Regions from separate parts of the Homo sapiens genome. Here region 1 is linked to region 2. The links are chromatin loops, found by intact Hi-C in ENCODE. Cell type or tissue: heart left ventricle. All regions are shown on one strand. Each heading gives the region's core, and the rest is flanking DNA. Links, peaks and the distances in the headings are about the cores only. Region 1 overlaps PSMA6 (proteasome 20S subunit alpha 6). Region 2 overlaps PRORP (protein only RNase P catalytic subunit).

What was found. A loop is a pair of places that touch in the nucleus more often than their neighbours do. Peaks named below come from ENCODE experiments on the same cell type or tissue, not always from the same donor. Only the 100,000 strongest peaks of a DNase experiment are listed, where the experiment ranks them.
Region 1: a loop joins it to region 2, with 3 times the contacts of the local background. A loop is called at or near these places in 9 of 110 quality-filtered maps.

What each region holds. Positions count from the first base shown.
Region 1 is chr14:35,301,053-35,303,870 of GRCh38, reverse strand. All of the region lies in intron 1 of PSMA6 (proteasome 20S subunit alpha 6), which reads right to left. The region is part of intron 9 of PRORP-PSMA6 (PRORP-PSMA6 readthrough); the gene reads right to left. Among named protein-coding and RNA genes, the nearest start is that of PSMA6, 10 kb to the right of the region's middle. In heart left ventricle, for the core only: no CTCF peak of the experiment used is centred there; no DNase peak of the experiment used is centred there; H3K27ac peaks cover 235 bases.
Region 2 is chr14:35,228,024-35,230,841 of GRCh38, reverse strand. All of the region lies in intron 5 of PRORP (protein only RNase P catalytic subunit), which reads right to left. The region is part of intron 5 of PRORP-PSMA6 (PRORP-PSMA6 readthrough); the gene reads right to left. Among named protein-coding and RNA genes, the nearest start is that of PSMA6, 63 kb to the left of the region's middle. In heart left ventricle, for the core only: a CTCF peak has its summit at 1,161 (motif pointing left); no DNase peak of the experiment used is centred there.

The DNA.
Region 1 (2,818 bases), core at 259-2,758, 73 kb before region 2:
CAATGTAAATGCTAAATAGTTGTTATACTACATTGTTTAGCGAATAATGACAAGAAAAAAATCTGTACATGTTCAGTACAGGAGCAATTTTTTCCCTGAATATTTATGATCTGCAGCTGGTTGAATCCATGGATGATGAACCCATGAATATGGGTTGAATATGGAGGACTAGCTGTACAACTTTCAAAGTGCTTCTTGATTCTGATCCTGATATGGCTAATAAAGCTTCTATCAGATCAGCCCTCCACAAATAAAAAGTACTAACTCTAAACAAAACAACAACTACCTAAAGACACCACAAAGTCAGATTCTAGAGGGGAAGTCAACAGTTGGGAGAAAGGAATGGCATGAGTTGAGTTTCCCATTTTTGTGGCTCATAATCTGAGAGCAGTAAAGGCTGAACTCCCACAGAAAACTCAGTCTTTTTGGCCTGAAGAACTAGAGAACAGTTTGGGGTAACAATAGCTGCCAGAAAACAAGGGAGAGAAACCAGAGCACTAGAGAGTGAGAGTCCCAACTTCTATATATAAACACTGCCCAAATCTCTAGCAGATTCCATAACAACACACACAAGGCAGACTCCAAGCGGCCTAGTTAAGGATAAAAGAAACCGAGTGAGATTTAAGATGCCACCCAAGAGACAGACTTTGTAGCTTGAGAATAACCAAATTAACTGCCTATTAGAACAAAACAAGTCAATACTCTTTGGAGAAATATAACAGAATCCACAGTCTTCATAAAATAACATTCATAAATGTCCAGGATACAATCCGGAACTCTCAATATACCAAAAAACAAATCAAGTCAAACTAAAAAACCAAAACCAAAACCAAACAACAAAAACCAGGAATATTGTGTTTAATTCTCAAAAAGAACAATCCTGAGACGACCCAGATGTTGCTGTATTAGCAAAGAATTAAAAACAACCATTATAACTATGCTCAATGACATGATGGAAAATGTTCTCAAAATGAAAAATGATAGGAAATCTCAGCAAAGAAAAAATGAAAGAAGCAAAAGGAAATTGTAGAACTGAAAAATATAATACGTAAAATTTAAAAATTCACCAAATGGACGTAACTGTAGAATGGAGATGAGAAAGGAAAGAGTGAGTGAATATGAAAATGTATCAAATGATCCAATCTTAAAAAGGCAGAAAAAATAGTTGAAAAAAACAACGAATCTGTGGGTCTACATCAAAATGTGTAAGATATGTACAACTGGAGTCCTATATGGAGAGCAAAGAATCGGAAAACAAAATCTGAAGAAATAATGGCTAAAAATGTTAAAAATATGGCAAAAGACAAAAAAATTTCAGATTAAAGAACCTCAGAAAACTCCAAGCAAAATGAAAACAGAAAATCACATATAGATTCATTATGGTCCAATGTCTGAAAACCAAAAATAGAAAAAATTTTGAAAACAGAGAAAAACAAATGAAAAACATAAAGAAACTATGACATAATAAGTGTGTGTTGTTTAAACACCACTAAATTTGTAGTGATTCTGGCTGTGTGTGATGGCTCATGCTTGTAATCCCACTGCTTTGGGAGGCTGAATGGGGAGGATCGCTTGAGCCCAGAAGTTTAAGACCAGCCTGGACAACATGGCCAGAAATCAAGAAACAGTAACAGACAACAAGAGAAAAACCAGCTAAGTCAAAAACTGGTTCTTTGAGCCAATAAAATCATTAACCCTCTGGTAGGTTGGTAAATGCATCCCCAAAATATATCTATGTCCTAGTCCCTGGAACCTGTGAATGTTACCTTATATGGCAAAAGCAGGCAGAGGGTCTTTAGAGATGTGATTTTTTCCTAGAAAAAAAAAAATTCTAGTAACACTTGATCTTCAATCCCACATAGCAACTGGCCACAAAGAAAAAAAAAATCACCTAAGCTGAGCAGGTGTTTTGCAGTTTTCCACAGGTCCCACCATTTCCTGTTATCTTTCACTCAGCCTGTTTTACTCACTGGCATTACTTATCTGGTCTGTGTAAGCATTTGTGTCTGTCATCCCTGAACTAAATAAATGAATACATGCTTATTGCTTAAATAATGCAAAAGGTAAAAGCCACAAAAGAGTATCTTCCCTACCACATAAACTTTTGTCTCACAAAATAAAAAACATTTTACATATAAAAAATGCTTCTCAACAGAGAATGCACCTGTGAATTTGCCAGGATTCATTAAGGGGGCCCTCGTTCTTTATATAGACCAGTGCTGTCCAACAGAAATTTCTGTGATGCTGGCAATGTTCTATATTTGCAATGTCCAATATGATAGTCACTAGTCATATGTGGCTATTGAGCACATAAAATGTGGCTAGTGTAACTGAGCAACTGGATTTTAAAGTTTTTTTTTTTTTGAGATGGAGTCTCACTCTGTCACTCAGGCTGGTGTGCAGTGGAGCAATCTTGGCTCGCCGCAACCTCTGCCTCCCAGGTTCAAGCGATTCTCCTGCCTCAGCTTCCTGAGTAGCTGGGATTACAGGCACACACCACCACACCCAGCTAGTTTTTCTGTATTTTTAGTAGAGACGGGGTTTTACCATGTTGGCCAGGCTGGTCTCAAACTCCTGACCTCAAGTGATCCACCCGCCTCGGCCTCCCAAAGTGCTGGGATTATAGGTGTGAACCACTGCGCTCAGCCAAATTTAAAGTTCTTTGTTAAGAATATCATTCCTACTCTTCCTCTCCTACTTCTCTGAACTTCCCTTCTCAATCTTCTTCACTGCTTTCATCTCTTCAGCCAGCTCCTGAAATACTGGTATTTCCCAGAATTCTATTATTTTCTCCATCCCTGGATGATTTTACCCTAAA
Region 2 (2,818 bases), core at 17-2,516:
GCTTCTTGCATGTCTTCTTTGATTGAACAATACCAGCTTCTCAAGTGTTGTGGAGGAGTTTGAGACCAGCAGACTTGGAAGAAAAGTGTGTTGTAATTAATTGGTAATATCTGCCATAACCATCTATTCCTATTCTGTGCTTTTACCGTATCTTCCACATACCTCTTTCACAAGAATCACCAGGTTTCACTAACTTGAAAAGGCATATCTGAGAGTACGGACTATGTCCTTTCATAATTGTAATGCAGGATACCTACCCAGCACAGTGCCTAACATATAAGTACTCGATGAATACTTACTAAATGAATCCCACAGTCAAAATCCCCAATGTTTAGGGAGAACAAGACAGCTTTTCATATTCCTGAATGAGTTACTTTCTCCCGCTCAAAGATATACTTGATTGACCCTATAACTGTAGATTTGTAATGAAATCATATTTGAAAGCTATGTGATACTGCTTTCCCCATCTCTATCAGAATTTACAGTAATGGGTTGGGCGTGGTGGCTCACGCCTGTAATCCCAATACCTTGGGAGGCCAAGGCGGGTGGATTGCTTGAGTCCAGGAGTTAGAGACCAGCCTGGGCAACATGGCGAAACCCGTTTCTACTAAAAATACAAAAATGAGCCAGGAGTTATGGCGCATACCTGTAATCCCAGCCACTAGAGAGGCTGAGGCAGGAGAATTGCTTGAACCTGGGAGGCAGAGGTTGCAGTGAGCAGAGATTGCACCACTGCACTCCAGCCTGGGCCACAGAGTGATACTTGGTCTCAAAAAAAAAAAAAAAAAAAAGAATTTACAGTAATGACATCTGGCTGGCACTCGAGCTTCTTGAGAAAAAAAATATGTACCCAGAAGTTTACACAGGATCCTATCATATATGTAATCAACTAGTTTCTAATCACTGCCCTCTAAAGAGAAAATGATTGTGTAACATGTGATTTCTGAAACAAAAGTGGGGTCTAGGGAGGTCAGGCGATGGTGAAAGAAAACTCAATGGAAACATCATGAGTGATAAAGAAAGCTTGTGATTGTTTGAAAAAAATCCAGTGAATGAAAAAAATTGACAAAGAACATGTCAATTAAGCCTTTCTCATTAAAGACCCCACCTGCTAATCATTCTCAAAGCTCTTTCTAAACTTACATTTTTCATATAAGTACTGCCATCTACAGGGCATAATGTAAACAAAGTATTTTATGAGGGGTGGGGAGTAACTGAAATGAAAAGGTTGGCATACTATAGGCCAACATCTTCATGCCCTTTTAAAATACCAGCATTAATGGGGAAAAGACTCCCTATTCAATAAATGGTGCCGGGATAGCTGGCCAGTCATAGCAGGAGAATGAAACTGGACCTTTACCTTTCACCATATACAAAAATTAAGTCAAGATGGATTAAAGATTTAAACATAAAACCTCAAACTATAGAAATCCTAAAAGAAAACCTAGTAAACACCATTCTGGACGTCGGCCTTCAGAAAGAATTTATGACTAAGTCCTCAAAAGCAACTGCAATAAAAACAAAAATCAACAAGTGGGACCTAATTAAACTAAAGAGCTTCTGCACAACAAAAGAAACTATTAACAGAAGAAATAGATAACCTACAAATAGGAGAAAATAATCGCAAACTACGCATCCAACAAAAATCTAATATCCAGGAATCTATAAGGAGCTTAAGCAATTTAATAAGCAAAAAACAAATAGTCCCATTACAAAGTGGGCAAAAGACATGAATAGACACTTCTCAAAAGAAGACATACAAGTGGACAACAAACATGAAAAAATGCTCAATATCGCTAATCATCAGAGAACTATAAATCAAAACCATAATGAGATCCCATCTCATACCAGTCAGAATGGATATTGTTAAAAAGTAAAAAACAGATGCTGGCAAGGCTGTGGAGAAAAGGGAAGGCTCATACACTGTTGGTGGGAATATAGATTGGTTCAGTCACCATGGAAAGCAGTTTGGAGATTTTTCAAATAACTTAGAACTACCATTCAACCCAGCAATCCCATTACTGGGTATATATTAAAAATAAAATCATTTTACCAAAAAGACACATGCACTCATATGTTCATCGCAACATTATTCACAATAGCAGAGACATGGACTCAACCTAGATGCCCATCAATGGTGGACTGGATAAAGAAAATGTGGTACATATGCACCATGGAATACTATGTGGCCACAGAAAAGAACAAAATCATGTCCTTCGCAGCAACATGGATGCAGCCGGAGGCGATTATCCTATGCAAATTAACACAGGAACAGAAAGCTAAATACTGCATGTTCTCACTTACAAGTATGAGATAAACATTGGGTACTCATGGATATAAAGATGGCAACAACGGACACTGGGACTACTAGCGGGGAGATGGAGGGAGGAAGGCAAGGGTTGAAAACACTAACTATTGGGTACTATGTTCACTACCTGGGTGAGGGGATCATTCGTAATCCAAACCTCAGCATCGTGCAATATATCTGTGTAACAAATCTGTACATGTAGCCCCAGAATCTAAAACAGAAGTTGAAATTATTTTTTTAACTCTATATTTATTCAGAGTTACATGTTATGTTTTCTTTTTTCACACACAAGGGAAGGCAATAATGCTCAATGGCTGGCTATTATCTTTTAAAAATTAATATTGTAAAGCTAGCACTTATGATTTTAAGTCTTCATTTATTTATTTATTTTGAGACGGAGTCTTGCTCTATCGCCCAGGCTGGAGTGCAGTGGCGCGATCTTGGCTCACTGCAACCTCCACTTCCTGGGTTCAAGCGATTCTTCTGCCTCAGCCTCCCAAGTAGCTGGGA